2 separate regions of the Homo sapiens genome follow, and region 2 is linked to region 1. The links are chromatin contacts, found by Hi-C in ENCODE. All regions are on one chromosome and are shown on one strand. The core of a region is the stretch at or near the end of the contact, and the rest is flanking DNA. Distances in the headings are between cores, read along the strand shown. Region 1 has its middle 31 kb from the start of SLC1A3. Region 2 overlaps SLC1A3 (solute carrier family 1 member 3).

Evidence for each region. Hi-C counts contacts between places; a loop is a spot of excess contacts on that map. Pooled maps may share reads with other maps.
Region 2: a loop to region 1 is called in a map with no recorded cell type, with 8 times the contacts of the local background. The contact joins two enhancer-like sites. A Hi-C loop is called at or near these places in 1 of 168 maps with a recorded cell type or tissue (mammary epithelial cell), 1 of 37 single-sample maps with no recorded cell type and 4 of 50 pooled maps.

Annotation. Positions count from the first base shown.
Region 1 is chr5:36,571,896-36,578,596 of GRCh38, forward strand. No RefSeq gene overlaps it. Among named protein-coding and RNA genes, the nearest start is that of SLC1A3, 31 kb to the right of the region's middle. Within about 2 kb of position 3,641, at least 2 of the 41 ENCODE cell types and tissues checked have a DNase peak (open chromatin) inside an H3K27ac peak, as active enhancers do.
Region 2 is chr5:36,682,779-36,689,880 of GRCh38, forward strand. It overlaps SLC1A3 (solute carrier family 1 member 3), which reads left to right. Exons shown (of 10, transcript NM_004172.5): 9 at 1,086-1,220; 10 at 3,287-5,556. The coding sequence ends at 3,491. The region is part of intron 1 of SLC1A3-AS1 (SLC1A3 antisense RNA 1); the gene reads right to left. Among named protein-coding and RNA genes, the nearest start is that of SLC1A3-AS1, 39 kb to the right of the region's middle. RefSeq lists an enhancer at 6,632-6,861. Within about 2 kb of position 1,500, at least 10 of the 41 ENCODE cell types and tissues checked have a DNase peak (open chromatin) inside an H3K27ac peak, as active enhancers do.

The sequences.
Region 1 (6,701 bases), core at 2,391-4,890:
TGTATGGAATTGAATGCGAAGTGCCCAGAGGATCTTGAAATGGGCCGGGTGCCACTCTTTTCCACACAGGTAGAAGAGGTCTAGCCTCGGGCAATATTCTGCTGCTTCTGCTGCTTGCTGGAGGCCCTATTGACTCTCCCATGTCAACACACAGTTTCTTCCTTCTTATCCCAGCTCTGACACCCACTTCTGGTTCTGCTTATTCTGCAGACCCATTGCAGGCCAGCTTCTCAAATGTTAGTCTTTTGACCCCTCTCTGCACAAGCCTAAGTACTTGCCTATTATACTTGAGCCTCAGTTTCCTCATCTGATAACCTACTGTTAGCACTGTTGTATAGAGAAAAATGAGATGTGTATATAAAAAGTGTTTTGTTCTGAAATGTCGAACAATAATGCAACCAAACTTAAGTTTATATTTTAAGGTAAAATATATTTCTAATCCAATAATAGTGATGATGCAAAAACAACTCACAAACTTGGCATGCAAAGGAGTTGGAACTATGTTTTTGTGTGGCCGAATAGATTAAGAAAAAAAAATTATAACAATGTTAGTATGATGGAAAAAATATAAAAAGTTACTGAATATTAACTTGAAAGTTACTGAATATTACCAGTTTTAAGAATGAGAAATGAAAACCTTTTTTTTTTTACATCCTTAAGACATCTGATTATTATCTCTCCATAGACACCTCAAATCCAATATGTTCAAAAATAAACTCATTATCTCTTATCCACTCACCCTCCCCCAAACACACTTGCTTCTATACCTACATTCCTTCTTTTGGCCAGTGCCTCTACTATCCATCAGTCCCTCAAACCTGGAGGACCTACCGCTGACTCCTCACCATCCCTATTCCACCTGCCCATCCAATTGGTCACCAAGTACCATGGAGTCTAAATGCTAAAATGCCTCTTGATTCTCTCTCCTCTTATACAAACTCATTGACCCACTTTTAGGTGCTCACAATTTCTCACCTGTTCTGATTCATTTGTGTCCAATTAGATCTTCTGTCTACAGTTCATCCTCCCAAATGCCACTAGAGAGAGCTTCCAAAGACACGAAGCTTAACAGGCCACTTTAAAGTATTCTAGGACTCCCCAAAACTCCTTAGCATGTCATTCAAATTCTTTCATGATTTCACCTCTGCTTACCTTTCTTTCAAGTTATACTTTTAAGAGTATTTTCTAATATGGAAAAGTATCTTCTAAAAGTATCTTCTAATTCAGAAAAGTATCTTCTAACATAGAAAACCTTCTTGGACCTTCCCAAGGTGAGCTTTCTCCCATACATCCTATAGCATTGTGGGCTCACTTTAATTAGAGCATATGTCTCAAACATTGTCATCTCTAATTAGGTATCTTCTCCACCAGACTGTACACTTTTTGCTTATTCAACTAAGATTTTTACAGGAAGATATTAACTGAAATTCTTCCATTGCCTCCTCTTCAAGGCAGGCAGCACATGAGTGAAGTGAGAGGAAGTGGAAGAGAACAATGATGGGAATGGAGGAGTAAAGAAGAGGTGAGTCCCAACGTGGGAGGAAGAAAAGAATAGACCTTGAGGCTTTTGTTGGTGGATGAAGAGAGAAAAACTCCATACCCAGCAAATGTTTGGCCACGTGACACCAGCAAAAACCAAGGAATTTAACCCTTGATATGAGTCATCTTAAAACAATACAGACAGCAAGACTACCCACCATGGCCTCTGAAAAAGGCATCTGACTAGACAAGCTTTTGCCTGATGGATGTGGACTAATCCCAAAGAATGAATGTTTCGTTGTGAATTATGTTTTGACCACATATCAACAGGTGACTGCACTTAAAGGACTTCAGAGGTTTTTAAAGAGGTTTTCAAATATTCTCATCACAGAACTCTCTAAGGGCAGATATACATTTCAAAAACAACATGCTGAAGAAAACACACATGCTCACACACACACACACTGGCCCAAACATAGTAAAAAGAGATCACAAAAACAATAACTCTTGGTAAATTTAACCAGTTAGATTAGTTCTTTGTTGACCTCTCTCCACACAAACATGCTACTATTGGTCTTAACATCTAACCAAGCCCAAGTTTATATAGTAAGAAATAGGATATTCTAAAATTCCATCTTCTTAGGAATCAGTCTTATACACATGAGGTAGGAATTTTATCTACTTAGTAAATGTACTTTTCTCAACCAAACTTTCTGCCCTAAAAGCACCAATATCTATAAAGAACATAATACAGACTATAATTCTAGTGTTATCATTGACTCAGTTACCTACCACTTTAGATATACCTTATAGCTGTTTTTGTGATTTGCCAACATGGGGTATAAAATAATGCTGAGTCTTTTTAAAATATTTACATTAAATAACTCTGAGCTCTACTCTTCTATTGTGAAAATGTATTGCCTCCCTCTTTGGGGTATCTCACCTCCCATACTAAAAGAAAGAATGCAAAGAGGCTTGCTTTGCTGAAGGCAGCAGTCCTGGTTATTACCCCATGATGGAAGAAAACTGGGAAATATGAGGAGTTCATTCACTGAAGAATGCCAGGCTCTAGTGCAGTTGCTGCTGGTAAAGTGCTTGTGGAAAGCAGGTAGTTTGATAGTGAGATTCAATCTTTGGTCACTGCTGCAAGAACAGTGGTGATTTATCATACTTGTGCTGGCCACCCGTCACTAAAGAAAGGGACCTGGGCACCAATTCACATCAATGCTACTGGTTTGGCAGGAGTTTCTTAAGGTGAATTAAAAAAAAAAAAAAAGACATGTAAAAGTCAACAACAGTCACTACACAACAAAGGCACATTTTCTAGTTACCTGGCTCATTCTGAACAATCACACACAGATGTTTTCCAGATGTATGTCCACAGTGCCAGGAAGGGTCCATCAGGAGGAACCTTACAGCCTCGGCCACATCCTGAGCTCCCAGCCAGCTCTTTCCTTGATGATCTGGCCTTGGTTCCTTTCTCTCATAGTGAATGTACACATCTACCAGTTGACCCTCAATCTGAGCCACCTCAATTCATCAGATATAATCTCTTCATGTTAATCTGCAAAACAGAGGGTATTGGTGTCTCCATTCTATTTCTTCTAGAAAGCTCTTTGGTTTTGTGCAAATTGTTCACTCTTACAACCCAGACCCAAATCCTAGCCAAGGAGAATGTCTCAGTCAGAGTCCTGACAGTAAAGAGATGGCACATGTATATACTGAAGATAGTTAATAAAAGCACAATTTAAAGATGTGGCAGGGGGTGGGGAGGGAAATGCAATACCATACTAGTAACAAAGGAGGGCCATCACCCTCTATGGGACTGAAGGGCAAGGGGACAAAGTAGATCAGTACCTAAAGAGGGTAGGCATAAGGAGAGGGCTACCTGACAGGAGCTGTGACTTATAGTAGAGGAGCAGGGACACAACTCACCCTCCATGACCTGTTAAGAAAAGCTGTAGGAATAAACATTCCAACCTCACTCTTCTGCCTTTCTATCTCCTGCTGATTATTTCTGTTGGCCAAATGCAACAGGATGCCAGAAGGCAGGGGATCACGGTCAGTGCATGTCAGCGTCTTGAGTACAGAGCAGGGTAGAAAAAAATGAAGAATACAACTGGATGGGGAAGGGTGAGACTTAGCATAGAAAGCCAGAGGGGAAATGCCCCATATATTAACACTATTCACAGTGCGTTTCACAAACTGGTGCCAGTCTGTGAGGTATTTGCGGCTGAATTGCCATGAGCTAAATACAGAAATACAGAATGTACATTTAGAAACCTTAATAGCAACTTAGCACAGTCAGCATTCAAGTATGTGATTGTTTCATTAAACAGGAAGTAGAACAGTTCAGTAGCTATTGTTTCCTTGAGGAATATTGTTCATGGCATGAGCTATATTCTAGTGGTGTACAAATAGGCTCATGATAACACATGAGATATTTTAAGGCAAGTTTGTCAACTATAACTCAAATATTTATAAAAATATTTTAAATTGTGAGAATTTATTTATTTTTACAACTTACTATTCTATCACTTCAGTTATTAACCAAGCCTATTTTTATTTAGATATAAATTACACATTTTTTCTTATTAGAAAAATTAAGGACTAATATTTGTATTGACACTTCCATGTCTGGTATTGGCAAAGTAGCTTGTATTGACTAACTTTTCTGTAGATCGTGCTGAAAATTTTTTTTTTTTAAATCATCATCTGAAGGTTCTGGAGAGCAATAAAAGAAGCAGAAACTGGAGGAGAGTCAGTGTTTCAAATCAGGGAACTGCACTGGATAAAATTTGTAGGTCGGGCACGATGGCTTACGCCTGTAATCCCAGAACTTTGGGAGGCTGAGGCGGATGGATCATGAGGTCAGGAGTTCAAGACCAGCCTGGCCAACGTGGCAAAACCCCGTCTCTACAAAAAATACAAAAATTAGCCAGATGTGGTGGCACATGTCTGTAATCTCAGCTACTCAGGAGGCTGAGGCAGGAGAATTGCTTGAAGCTGGGAGGCAGAGGTTGCAGTAAGCTGAGATCATACCATTGCACTCCAGCCTGGGCAACATAGCAAGATTCTGTCTCAAAAAAAAAAATCATGTTTATATAGCTTTTTGTCTGAGAGTTTGCCCCAGTTGACACAAGTCTAAGATAACTAAAACTCAAGCAGAAAGTGCCAGTTTGAGGAATCAGATATGGAATTTGAAGAAAATGTCAATAAATTTAATAATGGACCCATTGAAATTATCCAATATAAAAAGAAAGAGGAAAACATTGAAATAAGATGTACAAAACTTTAGGAACCTGTAAGACAATGTCAAGGAGTGAATGCATAGCTCACTGCAGCCTTGAACTCCTGGGGTCAGGCGATCCTTCTGCCTCAACCTCTTGAGCAGCTGGGGCTACAGGCACACACCACCATGCCCAGCTGATTTTTTTAAAAATTTTTTGTAGAGACATCCACACATGTCCAAACACACATAGCACTGAGAAAGCCTTAAGCAATGACACACATGTAACAATAAGCATATCTAGTATCCGTTTGTGGTTTATAAACACCATTGTTAGCCAAAAGCCAGGTTTCCATGGAGAGAAGGAATACAAGATGATCCTGTGGTATCTCATGCTGAAAAGCAAGAAAGTGCTTAAAGAATAAGAAAGCATATCAAAAGGACAAAAAGGCAACTTGAAGGAGCTCCCTCTGGCCAAATCTAGGACAACTGATAAAATCAACTAATGTTAACTATAGTGGGTAAAAATTTGATTCACATGATCTTTGAGTAATTTTCACTAAAATATCTCCACCTTATAAGGGAGAGTTCTGGTGGACACCATCTTATCCATATGATCTAAGTCAATATCACTAATATTGAGACAAATCAACATGGTATGCCTCCAGATATGATATACTGAGAAGGATATATCGCTTTATTCCTGCCAAAAATACATAGCCCGAAACTAATCATACCCAAATTGAGGGACATTCTACAAAACAAACAGCCTTGTTCTCTTAAAAAAAAAATGTCAAGGTTAAATAAGACAAGGAAAAGTTAAGGAACTGTTTCAGATTAAAGGAAGCCCAAGAGACCTGACAACTATTGCTACATGTGATACTGGATTGGATCATGAACCAGAAAAAAAAATAGCTATAAGGGACATTATTAGGACAAGAAATGAAATTTACATAGGGACTATGGATTAGAAAACAGTGTTATAGGAACTTAACAATGTTAAGTTTCCTGAATTTAATATCCTTATTTTCAGAAAATCCACACCAAATGATTTAGCAGAAAGGGGGAATGATGTCTTGAACCTACATTCAGATGGTTCAGAAAAATAATATTTTAAATAAATACACACATGGATATGAGACAGAAAGAGACAGAGGCAGACAGACAGGGAATGGGGGATGAGTGGAGACAGAGACAGAGAGGAGAATACTAAAGCACATGGAAGCAAAATGGGAGCTGGTAAGGGCATACTGGAGCTCCTTGTAAAACTCTTGCAACTTTTCTTCTTCTTCTTTTTTTTTTTTTTTTCTTTTGAGACAGAGTCTCACTCTGTCGCCCAGGCTGGAGTGCAGTGGCATGATCCCAGCTCACTGCAACCTCCGCCTCCTGGGTTCAAGTGATTCTCTTGCCTCAGCCTCCTGAATAGCTGGGATTACAGGTGCCCGCCACCAAGCCCGGCTAATTTTTGTATTTCTAATAGAGACGAGGTTTCACTGTGTTGGTCAGGCTGGTCTCGAACTCCTGACCTCATGATCCACCTGCCTCGGCCTCCCAAAATGCTGGGATTACAGGCATGAGCCACCGCACTCGGTTTCTTGCAAATTTTCTATGAATTTGAAATTGCATCAAAATAAAAACTTAAAACATATAATTAAAATTATATAGTATTTATAAAAATATTCAGTGATCAACAAATTGGTGTTATTTTCTTGGAGAATTTGTGAATTATTCTTATTAAAAATAATTTTTTAAGCTGAAATTTTCTTTAGAAGTTAAAATAATGCATCTGAGTTCGTTAGCATATTTTTTAAAAAAATTATATTAATAGCTGAACATTAAAAAGAATAAAAGTAAAATAATTATTCTTGGTATATATTCATATACTTAATCAGTTTTGTAATTCTGTCTATAATACTATGTCACTTGTGTTCTTCCCTTGCTTCTATGTATTTGAAAGCTTTGTTTTTAATAATTACAATTTGCTATACACTTC
Region 2 (7,102 bases), core at 250-2,749, 110 kb after region 1:
CTGACTGGCCAGAACTTAATCTAAGCTTCAAGGGAGGTTGGGAAGTGTAGTCTTCATTCTGGGGAGCCATATACCAGCTAAAAGTCCCAGTATCTTAGAAGGGGACCAGTATGGGGACCATGAATACTTTCTGTGACAGACTTAATACTTTATTAATACCACTTATAACCAGATAATACTTTACTATTTATAAAACATTTGCTTTGCAAGCCAGGTCTACACTGCCTTCATAAAAAGTATTTCTAATACTATAAAACTTTGTTCATAAATCATTTTGCTTTTGAATTAACTAAGCAAACCAAACTAAGAAACCAAATTTGATTCTTTTGACAACATTAATCATGAATGTTCAGTAACTTTACAACCCTCCACTTGGATAGGGGAATTACTAGAAACAAATTATTATTGTAACTCTACAGCATTTTAGACTTTGCCTTACAAAATACTTTCAGGGATGTTTAAAAGTGTATAGCTGCCAGTTTATTTAAAAACGACTAGAATAATAGGTCCAACTTCACAAGGGTCATTGTACGAGGACCAAATTAGATAAACCATGCTTAGTATATCAGAAGACACATAGTAAGCACATGATAAATATTAGTTAGCATGATGATTAGTTCAATTTTTTTTTTTTTAATCTCATTTACGGGCCAGGCATGATGGCTCATGCCGGTAATCCCAGCACTTTGGGAGGCCAAGGTGGGTGGATCACTTGAGGTCAAGAGTTCGAGACTAACCTGGCTAACATGGTGAAATCCTGCTCTACTAAAAACACGAATATTAGTCGAGTGTGGGGGCATGAAGCTGTATTCCCAGCTACTCAGGGGACTGAGGCACGAGAATCACTTGAACCCAGGAGGAAGAGGTTTCAGTGAGCCTAGTTTGCACCACTGCACTCCAGCCTGGGCAACAGAGTGAGATACTGTTTCAAAAAAAAAAAAAATCTCATTTACGTTTTTTCTGAAGCGCGTCCTCTTGTGTTACATGGCAAGTCAGGCATCGGCACCGTGCGTATTTTGCAGCGTATATGCTCTACGTGGGGAGCTTTGTAAAAGTGTTTTCTGTTCTGGTACTTCTGTTAACAGCATCACAGCCACAGCTGCCAGTATTGGGGCAGCTGGAATTCCTCAGGCGGGCCTGGTCACTATGGTCATTGTGCTGACATCTGTCGGCCTGCCCACTGACGACATCACGCTCATCATCGCGGTGGACTGGTTCCTGTGAGTATGCTTGGCCTGCATTCCAGCTCACTGTCACAGGGTCCCCCTCTGTCACTCTAGGGCACCAGGCAGCCTGGCACATCTACAGAAAGAACTCTGAGGAGAGGGGCCTCTCGGCCCATAGTTAAATTGTCCTTATTGTCTGACCCCTGGTCCTTATCTGGAGACCGAGCCCCAGATGCCATGTGCACTCACTCCCCTGTCAGCCTAAGGGGCACATCTGGCTGCCACACATCTCACTCCATAAAGCCATTCAGGAATTGGGAAACCCGCTGTCTGCAAAGGCAACATAAATCAGCAAGGCTGTTTCTGAGTTGCACAACATGACACCACAGCAGCTGGAACAAAGCTGCAGGCCCCACATGCCAGCTTAGGCCCTGCCTCTGTGTGCTTCCCATTCCAGTGGGAATGATTTTCCCATCCTAGCCCAATAGGGTGAGGCTGAGCTATGCCGACACTGGGAAGAGAGCTAGTGTCATTAAGTGGAATTGAGTTTCGGATCTAGGGAAAGTTACAAGAAATGTGCCCTCCACATTCTCAAACTCTAACCTCTACAGGCCCATCCCTTCGCCCCCTTCCCTCGCTCTTCCAGCTGGCATTCTCTGTGCCTTTTCTCTTAAAAATTTCCTTCCACTTTTGAAAATCTTTCCCCAGGATGCCCAAAGCAAAGCCTAGAACAGAGTACGTGTTGGAGTTAACACAACATATGTTCACTAGAACTGCAACATGAAAAGAGCTTGACAGTGTGCGTGAAACCCCAGACTGGGCGAGAGGATTCACTCCCCAGTTACTTGGACCTGTGTTTGTGTCCTGACCTTGTGTGAGACCGGGCAGATTACCCAACCACCCTAGTTTCTACCTCTGTAAAATGAGGGTGCCCGTGTCCTCTACCTCCTAGGGGTACTGCAAGATTCAGTGCAATGATGCCTAGAAAGCATGCAGCCTACTGTCTGGCCCACAGTCAGCATCAGTTAACATGAGCACTCTCATATAAAGCTACAGTTCTCCACAGTCTTTGATCTTTACACTTCAAAATTATTGAGAACTGAAACAGCATTTGATCTATATGGGTTGTATCTATTCATATTTATCATATTAGACACACTTATAAATTTCCACTTGTTAATTTATTACATGTTTTATTTAAAGGTGATAATAATTCATAAAATAAAATAATGGAATGAATTTATTATCATCTTTAAACAAAAAGGTTATATATGCTAACATAAATAGCATTTTTTTGCAAAAAACAACCATTTCGACCCCAAAATTTATTTTATTTATTTACTTGTTTTGAGATGGAGTTCCATTCCTGTTGCCCAGGCTAGAGTGCAATGGCACAGTCTTGGCTCACTGCAACCTCCGCCTCCTGGGTTCAAGTGATTCTCCTGCCTCAGCCTCCTGAGTAGCTGGGATTAGAGGCGCCCGCCACCACGCCTGGCTAATTTTTGTATTTTTAGTAGAGACGGGTTTCACCATGTTGGCCAGGCTGGTCTCGAACTCCTGACCTCAGGTGAACCACCTGCCTTGGCCTCCCAAAGTGCTGAGATTACAGGTGTGAGCCACGGTGCCCGGCCTCGACCCCAATATTTAGTGAAAAGAATGGTACTATTTTATGTTTTGCAAGTTTTCTTAATGTCTGGCTTAATACAAGACAGTTGGAGTTTCCTGTTTCTGCAGTTTCACAACTGCTTCAGTGAGTTGTGACATCACACATCATGTAGTCTTTGCAAAACTCCACTATACATTCATGAGAAAATGAGACTGAGAGGGACAAATGACATCTTAGTATTATTATGAGAATGGCTTAAAGAGAAGGCTCGTTCCCCACTGTTGGGACTCTCACTTCAGTCAAACTAATAACTGAACATTCATCATCTATATGGCCTTATAACCTTTAATAGCTACTATTATGAATATTATGTGTCTATTACGTAATCTTGCAGTTGGTAGATACGGCGAACTGAATGTTAAGAGGTGCTTCGCTGGCCAGTTCCTAACGTAAGTTGAAAACTTGTGATGCTCACGGGAGCCTCGTTTTTCCCTCCTCCCCACCCTGCCTGCAGGGATCGCCTCCGGACCACCACCAACGTACTGGGAGACTCCCTGGGAGCTGGGATTGTGGAGCACTTGTCACGACATGAACTGAAGAACAGAGATGTTGAAATGGGTAACTCAGTGATTGAAGAGAATGAAATGAAGAAACCATATCAACTGATTGCACAGGACAATGAAACTGAGAAACCCATCGACAGTGAAACCAAGATGTAGACTAACATAAAGAAACACTTTCTTGAGCACCAGGTGTTAAAAACCATTATAAAATCTTTCCATCTCATTACAGCTCATTCGCTCCAGCAAGCCCGTCATCTTCCCTTTCCTCCCTTCTGATAAGACTGGAAAATAGTCCTCCAAAACACAAGGGAGGATTTTGGGTGGCCAAAGTGTACAATTTTCATCCCACAATTGAAATTTTTAAATCATTTCATGTTAGTCTTACCGAATAAGGTACCAAGATCACAAATAGTGTTGATCAGATCTTACAAGTTTATGTGGCACACAATCCTATAAATGTGATTTTTTTATATAAGTTAAAGAGACAAATAGTAGGCTAAAAACATTTTAAAATCAACTTTTGAAATTTAAAAATCTTTCAGAATACAATTCAGTTTTAGTTTCAAAATGTTAACAACTTGAATTACAACCGGTTATCAGTTGGACAGTAAGATTTTATCCCTTTCTCTTCTGACTGGTATACCTATTTCATTAGTAGCTAGGTGCACATATACATCTAGCACAGCTGTGAGGACAGACAGAAGGCAAAGTTTCCATGTGGCCTTGAGCAAGTCCCATCTCACCTCTAGGCCTCAGTGTCCTCATCTATAAAATGAGGGACTTCCCTAGAAGTCTTCATGGTCTCTTCCAGCCCAGACATCCTGTGATGTCATGAAAGCACCTGCCCTCTGTTTCCCCTCAGAACACCCTGTACCATCCATGGAGCACGAGGCCTTCAGAAAAGACACTTCAATGGGAGTGAACATTTCTAACTAAGGACAGGATGGCTGTGTGTGGTGGTCACCAGGTCCTGTGAGCAAAGTGCAGGTTATGCAAGTCGCCAGGCAGGAGGCCATTCCAGGAGTGGGATTATTCATCAAACTCTTTGCCCAGTTCATCCCAATGGGGGAAGTATTCCCTTCTTTCCTACTCTGGGAAGAATGTCTCCTGCCACTCCTCAACTGATGATAGACTTCGAAAACAGATGAGAAGACTAGCAGCTAGCAAGGGTGCTTGTGGTCACACTGTGGAACACTAAAGAGCTAGGAAAGAGTTGAGCACAGGCAACATTACAAACAAAGGATTTGAAAACACCAAGAGTACAGGTCTTCTTTAAGGAAGAATAAAAAAGAAGAGGTTCATTTTTCTGGCTTTTTTTTTCACCTGAAACACTTTTTCTCGAGTCCAAAATCATTCCCCCCGTGAAGTCTGCTTACCAAAACATAAGACGACTTATATATTTGAAAGAAGTCAAATGAATGAGCTCTCTAATAGAAGTCCATGAGTTGAGTGGGTATTTCTTATTTGAAAGTGTTTTTCTTTAATCAAAAGTCCTTAGAATGAGGGAAACAAAATATTTATTTGTTTTGGAATCCCACTTATCAAATCATTCAAAACTTTCAGCTGGAGTGGGGTTTGCTTTTGTTTTGTTTGTGTCCATAAGAGAAATGGTAGAAGATGAATCAGTATGAAGACACTGTCAATGAGGTTATGAGAAAAAAACAGCAGGGGCATTAGTTTCAGGCAAGGCAGCTCCCAGGTTTAGAGATTAATTTTTACCCCCTAAGGAATATCCAGTCAAAGACGCTGAGTGGGAGCTGTCAGGCAGTAGCAGCTGTGTTTGAGTTTCTGGCTGAAAATGGTGAAGAATGGACTTAATTATGCTAACAAACTGAAAAATCTAGACATAGATCCTCTGATATACAATTAGAGATATTTTTATATAGACCCCAAGCATTCTGTGCATAAAAGTTAACATTAGGCTGTGGTGCAGTAACCATTTAATGTCGAGGCTCTATTTCGGAAATACACTACAAATGTTAAAGTACGTGGCTGTCCTCTTAAGACACTAGTAGAGCAAAGACTTAATCATATCAACTTAATTCTGTTACACAATATGTGTTTTTTAATATACTAACCATTTCTTATGGAAAGGTCCTGTGGGGAGCCCATCCTCTCGCCAAGCCATCACAGGCTCTGCATACACATGCACTCAGTGTGGACTGGGAAGCATTACTTTGTAGATGTATTTTCAATAAAGAAAAAAATAGTTTTACATTAACATCTTTGCACGTTGTTGTTATTCTTCTCCTCAAAGAAAAATACATTTTCCATTCATGGAAATATTACAATAAGCTCAGGGCAGTCTCTGGAAGGATCCCATGCAGCAAGGTAAAATCTTGGCAGAGCCAGCCACAAGAAAATAAGTAAGGACATGCTCTCCTGCTCAACTCCAAGAACTGGAGCTGGAAACAGGAGGAGGTGAGCGGAGCACTTTGCTGTAGCAGGCCATACTTCCTTGTCCATGTCAGATTCAAATTTCTCAGATGAATTGAATCATTTCCATGTCGGGATTAGAAAAGTGTGATACCACCATGGGCCCTTCCGAAAAAGTAACTTCCTGTCTGACCTCCAAATTAGGTAGATTTATCTCTGTGATTATTACCACCATTTGTGAAAAGAGCTAACTAAGATCTCAAGGGATTTCCAGAAACAGCCATTGTGCTGGTGCTCTATTCATTAAGAACAGCTTACGGATGACTACTTTTCATCATGCTTTTTAGTAAAGAATTCGCAGGCAATATCATGAAATCTCCAGATTGAAGTAGTGTCTGGAGCCTATAATCTGACCCTCTCTACCAGCAGGTGGCAGCCACCTAGAGGAAAGGCTCTTAAGTTGGATCCATGGACCCCTAGGTCATCCACATGAGAGTTCAATAGGTTCATCGCCCTTGAAGTTGTGGGGAAAGTTTTGTGCATTTGCCTTTTTCTGGGGGTAAAATTCTTAATTTCAATCGGTTTCTCTAACAGATCTTACGACTAAAAAAAAAAAAAAATTTACAAATCGCTATGTTTGAACCATACACCCTAACTTTTGTGAAGGCATATGTGGTATTTACATGACCAGTTTGGGAAAAGAAAGGCTGCTCACAAACTGAGGGAACCAAGCCTGGCCACCCTGAGCAGATCAATATTTGCCCCCTGTGAAACGTTCTGGGAAGTGCCGCATAAAATCAATCCACTGCTAGGAAGTGCTCCCTTCTGCCGGGACCATTTTCTTCCCTTCTGCAGCCCACGCTGGGTTTTGGCCACCTCCACAATGCAGACATAAGAAGCAGGTCATCTGCCTGTGGGAGGTCTGTGGAAAGCCCCTTATGGTTAAGGGAAGTGCCTCTCAGCCAGAGTATGACAAAGAGGGTGGAGAAGCAGGCCTTAGATCCCAACATGTGGTAGTCACACATGTGCTCACAAATGGAACTATGAAAAATATGCAGGTTCACAGCTTTTTTTTTTTTTTTTAAGATACAGGGTCTCACTCTGTGATTATGGCTCACTGCAGCCTCGAACTCCTGGGCTCAAGCGATCCTCAGCCTCCCGAGTATCTAGGACCATAGGCTCACACCACCACGCCCAGGCTAATTTTTATTTTTATTTTTTGTAGAGACAGGATCTCGCTATGTTGCTCAGGCTGGTCTCAAACTCCTGGCCTCAAGCCATCCTTCTGCCTCAGCCTCCCAAAGTGCTGGGATTACAGGAGTGAGCCGCTGCACCCAGCCTCTGGCTGACATTTTTTAAAATGTTTCTTATAAGTTATTACATTTAACAAA